3 separate regions of the Homo sapiens genome follow, and all the other regions are linked to region 1. A link is a contact called in ENCODE Hi-C data. All regions are on one chromosome and are shown on one strand. Each heading gives the region's core, a stretch centred on a gene start or an enhancer-like site at or near the end of the contact. The rest is flanking DNA. Distances are from core to core; before and after follow the strand shown. Region 1 has its middle 16 kb from the start of LINC01490. Region 2 overlaps SYT1 (synaptotagmin 1). Region 3 overlaps SYT1 (synaptotagmin 1).

The links. Hi-C counts contacts between places; a loop is a spot of excess contacts on that map. Pooled maps may share reads with other maps.
Region 2: a loop to region 1 is called in a pooled map of heart left ventricle, with 4 times the contacts of the local background. The contact joins two enhancer-like sites. A Hi-C loop is called at or near these places in 1 of 50 pooled maps.
Region 3: a loop to region 1 is called in a map with no recorded cell type, with 11 times the contacts of the local background. The contact joins two enhancer-like sites. A Hi-C loop is called at or near these places in 3 of 37 single-sample maps with no recorded cell type and 4 of 50 pooled maps.

The regions. Positions count from the first base shown.
Region 1 is chr12:80,776,972-80,780,728 of GRCh38, reverse strand. No RefSeq gene overlaps it. Among named protein-coding and RNA genes, the nearest start is that of LINC01490, 16 kb to the right of the region's middle. RefSeq lists enhancers at 2,335-2,564, 1,809-3,008. Within about 2 kb of position 2,453, at least 16 of the 41 ENCODE cell types and tissues checked have a DNase peak (open chromatin) inside an H3K27ac peak, as active enhancers do.
Region 2 is chr12:79,437,702-79,441,648 of GRCh38, reverse strand. The region is part of intron 9 of SYT1 (synaptotagmin 1); the gene reads right to left. Among named protein-coding and RNA genes, the nearest start is that of MIR1252, 20 kb to the right of the region's middle. Within about 2 kb of position 1,873, at least 2 of the 41 ENCODE cell types and tissues checked have a DNase peak (open chromatin) inside an H3K27ac peak, as active enhancers do.
Region 3 is chr12:79,060,652-79,064,821 of GRCh38, reverse strand. All of the region lies in intron 3 of SYT1 (synaptotagmin 1), which reads right to left. All of the region lies in intron 3 of LOC105369863 (a long non-coding RNA gene), which reads left to right. Among named protein-coding and RNA genes, the nearest start is that of SYT1, 200 kb to the right of the region's middle. Within about 2 kb of position 1,406, at least 2 of the 41 ENCODE cell types and tissues checked have a DNase peak (open chromatin) inside an H3K27ac peak, as active enhancers do.

The sequences.
Region 1 (3,757 bases), core at 1,204-3,703:
TCTTTCATTCCTCAGAAAAAAATCCCCAACATAAAAGGCCCATTTCAAATAGCTTCTTTTCCAAGGAGGTTTTTCTAATTTTTTTCAGACGTGACGTTATCTATTCCATCATCAAACCCCACTGTGATATTTGTTATTTGTAACCCCTCTTTAGCATTTTTCTTAGCTTGTCTTGTAGTGGACCCATTTGTGTCTTTGTCATTTTAATTTCTCCTATAGTAATTACCTACCAAGTGGGTACTTAATATTACTTAAAAGAAATTTTCTTTCACCTCTCAACTTTATAGAATGGCTGCTGGATTATCTTGGGTCTATCTCAGTTCTCTATAGCTCACTCACAAAGTTCATCTGGGTTGAGAACTCAACACCACACACTTCTAAGAAAGAAAAGAGCTTTAATTATTATTATTATTATTTCTACAAAGAGGAGATAAAGAATGTAAAGATAAAAGTGGTCATCCTTATCTCTTATTCCCTGGTTGTTCTGATCTTATTCTTATCCTCAGGATGAATGTAGAGGTTAATGTAAATATTAACCATATTAATATTAAATACCCAATCCCCCCACCAAATGACTTTACTGTAGATACATATTTCGTTGCTTATTTCATGGGAGAAATTCTAAAGTGTAAAGTGAGTTTTAAATTAGCAAGGTGGGCACAATAATACTACTTCCATATGCCTGAGTCTGTATTAATGGTCCTGCCTATTGCCATTGCCCATCAGAACACAAGCCCCACTTACACTACAGTAGTTCTCCTCTGCCCCTAAGCCATTATATCAGGTACAGGAGATTGTGAGATTAATTACTGTTGTCTCAGCTGTAGCCTATAGAGGAAGATAAAAGGTGATCATCGAAATCAAAACATTTCTTCAGCTTTAGCCCACATTGTGTTCATCTGTGTTGCTAACACAAAGTTTTATCTGAGTTTTAACTTTTATATACCATATATATTCAACAACTAACTTAAACATTATATTAATTTGCTACTTCTACTGCCTCCCCGACACCAAGGATAGAAAACATAATATCTTGAAGGAAAATTATCATACATGAGAACTAATACCTAATTTTTTTCTTCCTTTAAGTTATAGTGATTACAAACACAAATTCAAGAACTATCCCACACAAACACAACGTAGTTCCAAAGAGTTTAATTGCTACCTGTTCCATAAATCTTTGCTTCCTGTGAGTTTTTGTTTATTAGCTGTATTTTTGTAGATAATAGGGTTGTAAGGGTGAGAGGCTGACTGTCTGCTACAAAGAAGGGACCCATAGAAGGTCTAGACCTGGATTTTTGTAACACAACAATCCAGCATCTAATCCTCAGCTTTGAAGATCCAGCTTTTCTGATTTTTTTCTGGGAAACCCAAAGAGACAGTCTCATTTAGCACTAGGTTTTTCAGAATAATTATTACTAGCACTCCATTTTGCTCTCAGAAGTGTCCCAATATAGATAATACATTATGTAGTCAACATATCTATAGGTGATATAGCACTGGAGAATCATTCATATTAACCTGCCTCAGTTCACAAGAAGCTTAGGATTCTTTTCTTTTTGCAATTAACCAAAACACAACTCACTTGAGCTTGAGAAGAAAAAAAAAAGAGAGAGAGAATCAATTACTTCCAAAACAGGACAGATCCAGGTCTCAGTATCTCAGTGTTGATAGAATTCTTACCTCTTCTTACCCTTCTGTCTTCCTCAGTGCTGCTTGTCTCTCCTCTTTTTGATCGTAGCTCTTGTTCTCTCCCACTGCAGTCATTTTCTCTCCTTTGGATGTTCCTCTCCTAGTCTCGATTCCATTCTTATAGCTCTTCATCTAAAAGAAAAACCAGACTCTTTCCCTCAGTGCCTATATCTTACAGGTAGTATCTGAATGACTTGGGTCTGGTGCTCACTTCTTAAGGAGATTATTATGGGAAATGGTAGCATGACTGGCCAGGTCTGGGATATATCCTTGTACCTCCTGGATGTCCACTTACTAGCTGTAGGAAAAGCAAGATGAGTAGGACACTAACACCTCTAATAGAAAACAAGTTAAAAAAAAAGCTAAAAAGGGACACAAATATCAAAATGGGGTTCAATTATAGGGGAGATAACACATCACTTGAGGAAATTAGAAAAATCTTCTTGGAAGAGATGCCAATTGAAATAGATGCTAAAAGTTGAGTGAGATTTGACAGTACGAAAGGAGTCTGAAATAGCACTGAGATAGACATTGACAAGAGGAAGATTGCTCTCCAAAATTTTGACTTAAAATAAGAATCATTTATTTTGTTACTCATCCTGAAAGTCACAGAATTAGGCTGAGCTCAGCCGGGCTGTTCTGGGTTTGACTGGCTGGGCCTCCCCATGTGCCTGTAATCAATTGAACATCAGCTAAGCAGCTCTGTTTCTGGGGTTGGCTGACTTCCAATTGAAGTGACTCAGCTTTTTTCCCCATGGTCTATTACCCTCAGTAGGCTAGTTTGGGCTTGTTCTCATAATAGAGGAAAAAATCTCAAGAGAGAGCAAAAGTCCACAAGACCTTCTGAGAGTTAGGCTCAGACAGGCAAAATGTAATTTCTATCACATTCTATTGGCCAAAACAAGTCACTAGCCCAGCCCAGAGTCAGCAACTGGGGGAAAAGTCTCTACCTCTTGATCATTGTAAAAGGCATTTATACACAGAGGAACAGAAAATTGGGCTGCTTTTGCAATCTACAACAGTGTTTTACCGAAATAAGATAATTAGAGAAGTATTTTGGGTAGACAAAGCTATACTTAACAGCTAACATTTATTGAGTTGTATTTTTTTTCTCTAATTTCATTTTTATCCTGACCTTTATCTTTTGTCAGAATACTTAACTTGCTAAAGTGTCTGACCCGTGTCCAATTGTTCTTCTCACAGGAAACTTATTTACACTGGCAAATGCCCTTGTGACTCTCACCAGACCTGTGAATAGTTTATTCCTACCAAGATAGCCACTCTGTAGGAGAGCCCTGACTGGAAAAGAAGTTAGGTTCGGGTATGTTGGTCGTGTGAGATGCAGAAGAGGCAGCACAACAAAACACATGGTATATTAATCCGTTTTCACACTGCTAATAAAGACATACCAGAGACTGGGTAACTTATACAGGGTAGATGTTTAATGGACTCACAGTTCCACATGGATGGGAGGCCTCACAATTATGATGGAAGGCAAGGAGGAACAAGTCACGCCTTACATGGATGACAGCAGGCAAAGAGAGAGCTTGTGCAGGGAAACTCCCCTTTTTAAAACCATCAGATCTCGTGAGACTTATTCACTATCACGAGAACAGCACAGGAAAGACCCACCCCCAAGATTCAATTACCTCCCACTGGGTCCCTCCCACAACATGTGGGAATTGTGGGAGCTACAATTCAAGATGAAATTTGGGTAGGGACACAGCCAAACTATATCACATGGAATAATAGAAGCAGTTTTATTACTCACATATACCCTAGAGAGAAGAGAGCAGCACATTTTTCAGGACCGACAGGAAGGAGGGAGTCCAGGACACACACTCAACTGTCAAGTGGGGAGCAAGAGAGATAGAGTAAGAGACCTGAGGTCCAAAGACTTTATTGGGGTTCAGGCCATTTCCTAGGTAGATTTCCGGTGGGGAGTTACAACTGGTGGGTTTAAGAGCAAGTGGGCAGTTTGATGCAGTCCTGCAGTGACTGAAAGGTGGTCACTGTGGCCTATCTACAAAGCACATGCCACATGTGGGAGTGGGTAGAGCAAGTA
Region 2 (3,947 bases), core at 624-3,123, 1.3 Mb after region 1:
TCATGATACATAAAAAAGAGAACAGAGGGTTGGGGGCTGGGTGCAGTGGCTCATACCTGTAATCCCAGCGCTTTGGGAGGCCGAGGCAGGTAGATCACCTGAGGTTAGGAGTTTGAGACCAGCCTGACTAACATGGTGAGACCCCATCTCTACCAAAAATACAAAAATTAGCCAGGCGTGGTGGTGCACACCTGTGATCCCAGCTACTCCAAAGGTGAGGCAGGAGAATTGCTTGAACCAGGGAGACGGAGGTTGCAGTGAGCCAAGATCACACCACTGCACTCCAGCCTGGGCAACAGAGGCAGAATCTCACAACAACAACAACAACAGCAGCAGCAGCAACAACAACAACAACAACAACAAAACAGGGCTGAAAGCGGAGCAGGTTTGGAACTGCTATAAACGGGAAGTCTCGGTCTTTGCCTTCGCAGATTGACCCTGATACAGGTACCAAAGCACTTACGTTGCAGGCAAAATTCCCAACTTAGTCAAAACAAAAGCTGGAAGAAACTTAGGGTTCTTTATCAGCTTTTGTGCCTCGATAAGCCTAGACTATATGTTATGTACCTGGGATGGGCACATTTGAGCATCTTCTTAGCCCAACAATCTGAAGTCTTAGATTGAGTCTCCATTTTCTCCAGTCTTGATTGCCAAGGAACTAAGTGTCTTCTAGTTCTTTCACTGTATTGAAGTCTCGTCCTGAACTTGGGTCCCTTTAGCGATATCCCTAATCTCTTGCTTAGCTTGTTCGTAACTTTTTCTGAGATCTAGACCTTGCTCCTATATCCTCAGCTACTGGTTGAGTTCTCTAAATGGAAATACACCTGCCTATGAGTCACATTTGTGCTTTAAGAATACAATTTTAAAAATTCTAAAGCAAAGATTACCTCTCCTACAAAATAGGCCTCTGGATAATTGAATTTGTTCTGTTTTAGGGGTTGTTCTGCAAAGCGAAATCCTTGTCAGTCTCTTGGTGGCTTAGAAGTCCTTGTGATTGCATAATAAAACACAATTTTATGGAAATAATAAAATAAGATGTAATGAAACTCACAAATGTTGCTCTTGCTTTTCCTGAGTACAGCTGCTGGACAACATGCATAGCATCTAAACATTCACTAGGTTTTCTGAAACATGTAAATAGCATAGGAAACCTGCAACCAAAAAATTGGGCTACTGTCTCTAGGCACTCTATATCTCTGTAACTGTATGGATTCATTCTGTTCCCCAAAACAGGAACTCATGTATGGATTCATTCTGTTCCCCAAAACAAGAACTCATGGAAACCTTCATCATCTAAATACTGACACCCCGTCTTCAATGTCATTTAGATAATCCTTCTTGCCAATGAAATAGATGCAAGACATGGGACACTTCACTTCTTTTGTTTAACTTATCTTAAAAAAGTAGTTGAGTCTCTCTCTCTCTTTTTTTGAGATGGAGTCTCGCTCTTTCACCCAGGCTGGAGTGCAGTGGCACAGTCTTGGCTCACTGCAACCTCTGCCTCCCAGGTTCAAGCGATTCTCCCTCCTCAGCCTCCCAAGTAGCTGGGATTACAGGCACATGCCCAGCTAATTTTTGTATTTTTAGTAGAGACGGGGTTTCACCATGTTGGCCAGGCTGGTCTTGAGCTCCTGACCTCAGGTGATCCACCTGTCTTGGACTCTTAAAATGCTGGGATTACAGAAGTGAGCCATTGTGCCCAGCCAGAAAGGCTGATTTTTTTTTTTTTTAAAGAATTCAAGCCAGTCTATCCTGACTCCAAACCTGCTGCTCTTTGTGATATGTCAGAGAGACAATTTAGTACAGTGTTTACAAGTACAGACTCTAGAGCCAACCTAACTTGGATCTTGGCTCTGCTTTTTTCTAGCTGTGTGGTCTTGGAGAAGTTATTTCACCTCTTTGTGGCATAACTCCCTCAACTGTAAAGTAGTGAAAATGATAATGCCTAGCTCATAAAGTTGTTAAAATTAAATTGAGTTACCACATGGAAAGTGATTCAAAGTGTGGCTGGCACATTTCATTGTTAATTATTACTATGGTTTTATGAGAGGGCTAACATCTAAGTCAGCATCTGTGAATCAGACTCTCCTTCAACTCACTTTGCTGAATTGGTAACCACCATTAGCAAATGGGAAAGAGTCTTCCCATTTGCTGCACAAGTAAGCCAAGCTATCCCAGTACCAATTTATTTCTGGAAAGAAGCATACCCGCTCTAAACAACTGGTTCATTTTGAAGAATGTCATCATGTATGAGATAAAAGACAAAGGGAACATTTCTTTCATTACCACCTATATGAGGTGGTCTCGCAGCGTGAGATGGGAAACTGATTCAACATCCTGTACAGTTTGCTCCTGTTCCTGACATCAATAGATCAAATTACACACAGCTGAAAAGTTAAACTCAGAGTTCCAGGTGGAATCTTATTACTGAGGCTGTAGGATAGTGTAAATCAAAACTGATTTACTGAGCTTCTTTCCAGATTCTGAGGCCAGCTAATGTTGATACACTTAGGCATATTATGCCTGAAGTATCTACTTTCCTTATTCTGCTGAAAATGAGGAATTAGAGAAAAGGAATCCCTCAGGCTTGAGGTTTATTTTTGTTAGAGATGTGGTAGTATGTATTGGTTGTTGGAGTGAGGTAATATCCATACCTCTTCCCTTACTTTTTCTCGTGACTCCTTTCTACTCTGAGAAAACTCTATACTGTCTGTTTTCTTCTTTCTGGTTTCCACTTAGCTGTAAAACTACCCTGCACCCCAAACTCTTTCCTATTCAGAATGAGGAATAGGAAGTCACTGTGTTAAAGCTACGGGGATATGACTTACCAAATCAAATCAAATTGTTCCTCAGCTCCAAGACAGTGGAGACCTAGAACACTGACTATGCCATGTGAGAGGGAAGCAGAGGATCCTAGCATGGTGACCAGATGACTACTTTGGTCTCACTAGCTATTTTCAAGGAAGAGGATATAGACCTTGTTTGACTGGTTTTGTAATTACTTGATCAGCTCCAGTCTATGAGCAACTCTAAAGATGAACTAGCAATTCTACAACTCTGCCAAATGGGCAGCCCCTTCTGAATACAATTCATGGGGCAGACACCTGCGGCCTGGTGCCATTCTTTTTTGTTCATTTAGTCCTATTCTGGCATAAACTTTGAGTGAAACATAGATCTCTCATATTAATTGGTAGGAGTTTCATTTCTGAAGGGTTCCTTCCAGCAATCAGTACCTAGCACGTTGATCTAGCCCTGATGCTCCAATATCTAGCTCTAGGTGGCATGAACTATCACCTCCACCTAGTCCTTCAGGCATGGCATTCCATCCTACTTGCCTCCATCAGTATATCCTGGATACAATGAATCTGCCATCTTTTTTTTGGCCAGGGAGTAAGAGGAGATGATATATGATATACAGGCATATATGGCATATGAGATATGCCTCTGTTTCCTTACTGTTCCAATTACTGTCCTTCTCCATCACCTACCATGCTATACAAAGGCTTGGTTGGTTTGATGACTTCAACTGCCTGGATGGAATAGAAATAAGGAAGTAGGATGTGGATCAAAAGACACCCCAGAAATTCTCTCTTTTCCAGATAATTCCTGATCCCACCTTTGCTGGCGTTTCCACAGTACCCTTCCTGCGAAACTCTCCTTTGCTCTCTTCTTTTTCTCTCTTTGAGCATGAGATGATCCTCCTTTATTCTCTCCCATCCCTTCCTCTGCCCCAAGATGTTCAAGGGCATGTTTTTATGAGTATATCAGATTTGACATTATTTTAACACATGTTTGATAGGATTTTTCTCTGCACCCCTTTTCTCAGACACTCTACAATGCAACCTATGCTTCCAATATTATTGCTACCTCTGTTAAACAAAATTTCTGACCACAGAATCTGGCACTGGAATGCAATGTCTTCACCAACACTGGTGTTAGAGGCACAG
Region 3 (4,170 bases), core at 157-2,656, 1.7 Mb after region 1:
TGTGTATGTGTGTGTGTGTGTGTTTGGGGTGCAGAATAGTTAGTTGTTATTGGAAGTGCTGGTGTAAATTAGCATAATCTGTTTCATAGACCAAAAAGAAAAATCATACCCCCCAACACACACACATTTATGGTGGGGTTTACTTTATTCAGGAATATCTTAATATGGTAATATGTAGGTGGTAGGTAAAATCCCTTAGTCTTCTCATTTCACATATTATATTATAAAAACATATAAAAGAGTTTGTTTATAAAATTCATTAGCTAAGGAGTAAGCAAAAGTTTTATCTTCACATATATAAAAGTGGAAATATTTTAGTAATAAGAAAAATAGACTTTGAAATTAGTGGAAAGAGAAACATTTAGAAACTGATTTCTAGTCTTCTACAAAACTATCTACCCCATCTCCACTGTGAATTATTCCTCTGAAATATTCATATTCTCAAAATAAATTTCTTTGCTGAAAGTAAACAATAGATATTATGTGAAATACTATGTGATAAGTGAAATCATTACACTCTTATTCACATCTTGGGCCAGGCTTTCTTCTTTCCTTCCTTCCTTACTCCCTCTTTCCTTTCTCCTTCAGTCTTTTCTTCCCTGTCTCTCTCATTCCTACATTCCCTGTCTTCTTCACTCCCTTTCTTCATTCCTCATTTCTTTAAACATTCTCTGAGTGTAGCACACAGCACTAACAGAAGGTCTGGTACTGTTGCATGGCTGAATAGATTCATCTACTTGTGCACTAAGCTTTATGCTCCAAGTGATGGACTGTTCTCCGGAATGGTAGGGATAAGGAGGGGGCTCATTTTGCTCATGTCCAGTAGAGAAGATGGATACTGAAGCAGAGGCATGTCCTAGGTGCTTTGAGAATACAGAAGAGAGGGAGAAACCAATCTCGCCTAGGAGGAGTTAGGTCAGGAAAAGTGAGGTCAGACTCCTGGGTCAAAGCTCTGATATTTGAAAGAAATGATACTTTTTGGAAGGGTGAGTGGGTTTGCTTTGGTGTTCCCAAGGGGGATAGAGGAGGGTAGTGTACCTGTTACTGTATTTGTTTTATTATTTTTCCCTATTGAATCCAACAACTTTTTTACTTATTTTCTTTACCCAATTCCCATTTCAGAGCCCTAAATTATTTCAGAGAATTTGATGCCATTGGGTTTTGGAAATACTGGTGATAAGGCAGAAATGTACTTATTACCCATTATAATATTATCTTATTTGTAATTCTATAAGGTTCTCCTTCCCCCTCCTCCACTTATGTGTAAATGAACATTATGCTTTGGTTTACAAGCAGACATAGGGACAGACTGCACAGTGGAATGTCTTTGAAAGGCAGAGATGCCACGGGCTGGGATCCTGGGAGGAGAGAGCAGGAAATAGCAGCTATGTAAGTATTTCCTACATAGTTTTCAGGGGCAGAGCAGCTGGGTCTCAAAAACATTATTATGCTTTTGCTACAGGCAACTATTTTCTGGGTAAACATAATCCCACAAACTCTTCAAGGGCATCAACAGACAAGTTCTCCAGCTGCCTTCTCCCCTGATAAAATAGAAGCATAAACTAGTAATGGTAGAAAAGAAGACATTTTTGCAAATGATGCTAACTTAACAAAGGGTCATATTTCAGCACAAGGAAATTCATACCCCATTTCTGATCTAAAGCCTCAAGATGGTCTCACAAAGATTAAGGTGAAATGCAAAATATAGTTATCAGTTTTGTGAGGTTAAAGGAGGTGGCATATGTGAAACTGCTATGTAAACCGTGACGTGCTCTGCAAACCCAAATGATATTACCATCATTTTTAATAAGTAGAAGTCAACCACAATTAGAAAGATAGAAGTAATCATTCTTGTCTTGGACAAGTCACTTAACTTCTCAGAGTCTTTGTTTCTTTATCTGTAAATGGTTTAATGATACCTACCTTACAGAGTTGTCAATATTATAGATAGCATGAAAGTTGCTAAGCACAGATCTTGGCAGATGGTAGGCATTCGATAAATGGTAGTTATTTTTATTATGATTATAAAAGAACATTTCTAACCATTCATCATTTTAGGAAAATCTCACAGAAGTGATTCTTTTAAATTGTACTAACAAAATAAGTACTTCCAATCCAAGCCATCTCACATTCCGTGTGTTCAAAAATATCAGAAAACACCTGTGACTTTATATTTCAAGTTTCAGTCACCATGGGGAATTTTTAAGAATGAAGTTTAAACTTTTAAAGAATAAGAAGTGCATTGGAATGTCTGAAAGAATAAAAGAAGCAGGAGAACAAAAAAGAATAACAGAGAAAACACAACCCTTTTATGGCAACAGCCTAGGACAAGTGGATGATTTTCAGAATGATAATAAGCACTCACCACCCCATGGCTCAGGGCTGCTCTAACTTCATGCACAGTGGGGAACCTTCTAGGCTTTTCAATATCAAATTGTACATGCAAGTTATTTGTAACAGAACATTGAAAAGTCAATGAAGGCAAACCTGGTAGGCAGCTACTGTCAGAAAACATCTGAATCAATAGGACACTCTCAGAATTGTCTTTCCCAAGCAAAACACAAAACTGTATTAACCAAAAGCATGACAGCACTGTGAAATTTCCTCACTGCAATAACTTAAAGCTACATAGACCTAGGGAAGCTGGCTTTAGTGCCTCACCCAACAGGTCAGAAAATAACAACAAAATGTCATTATGGATCATGTTATTGAGCAGCCTTGAGGGAGATGATAACTCTGATCAAAATGCAAAGTCATACACTTAAAATCTTTAATCATGCCTATAATGCAAGAACATTAAAATAAGCTAGCATAAGCTCATAAAAGGATTCTTTTTTAAAAAAATTATCTTTTTCTTCTCCTTCGCTTGTTCTATTACTAAGGCTTCTACAGAATGGTAGATTAAGCAGAAAAAAGTAGCAAGAATGAAAACATAAAAACATTTGTTTTCCACTGCTAAGAGATAAACTTCAAACACTTTAATTTAACCTTCATGATCTCATTACAGCTTCAACTTTAACCAATCATCCCATGTGCTTAACTAAATTCTTTACTAATTAAAATGGAAAACCAGCATGGAAGGAAGTCATGTAAGGCCAAGATGGAATGCCCTTTCCTTTGCAAAGCTTTTCAGGCACTGTTAAGCTATGTCTACCTGCTGGCATCCAAAGAACTTCTAATCTTCATACTATTATATTTTAATTAGTTAAAAATGCCCATCCATTCCAGTATAATATAAATTTTTCCAGGGTGGAGACTGTCCCATTCATTTTTGTGGCCCAGCACCATTCACAACATGTAGGGGAAGTGTGAGGTGACAGAGCAGCAGCCTTGTATCTAGAAGTCCTGTTCTCAAATGCCAACTCTGCCAGTTATTAACTGAGAAAGTCACTTAACCTTTCTGATCCTCTCCTTCCTCATTTGTAAAATGGTGATGATGTCTACTTTTCAGTGTGAGGATTAGAGGATAATGCTGTGTATTATAGGATATATAATATGTGTATATGAGCGTGTCTCTGGCATTGATAAATGCCAGCTAAAAAATTATTGGTTAGCACATAAGGAAAACTGCTGAAAATACTAAAAACTGTATAGATTATTTCCTTCTTATTGACTTAAGGTTCAGACACCAATTCTTGAACAAGAATATTCCATAATACGCTGATTAGAAGTTAAATGGTAGTAGTAGAAAACTTGATGGCTATAAATTTGCATTCTTATTTAGAATCAATGCTCCCTTCCCTATTATTCTATTTAATTTTAGAGAAATGGCAATTTTTAAATACCCTAACTTCACGAATCTTCTGAAGAACAGTCAATGTATCAAAACAGATAATCAAATGAAGACAGGCTAATTCCAGCCTGAGTAGTTAAAATGTGGCATATTTATAACTCATAAATCCTAAATTATCTTAAGCCCATCTATTTTTTTTTGCTGATTGCCTAAACTGAACTAGTTTTCCATGATTAATTTTAGGGCTTATGATATAAAAAGAGAGATGTTCTAAAAATCATGAACTCATTGCATTTCTATATTTGCATCTTATCTTTCCATCAAAGAATTGGCAAAAAGATTTCATTTTGGACAACTCCATTACTCAATAAATCATCAGATAAATGGATAAACAAAATGTGATATATACATACAATGGAATATTATTCAGCCTTAGG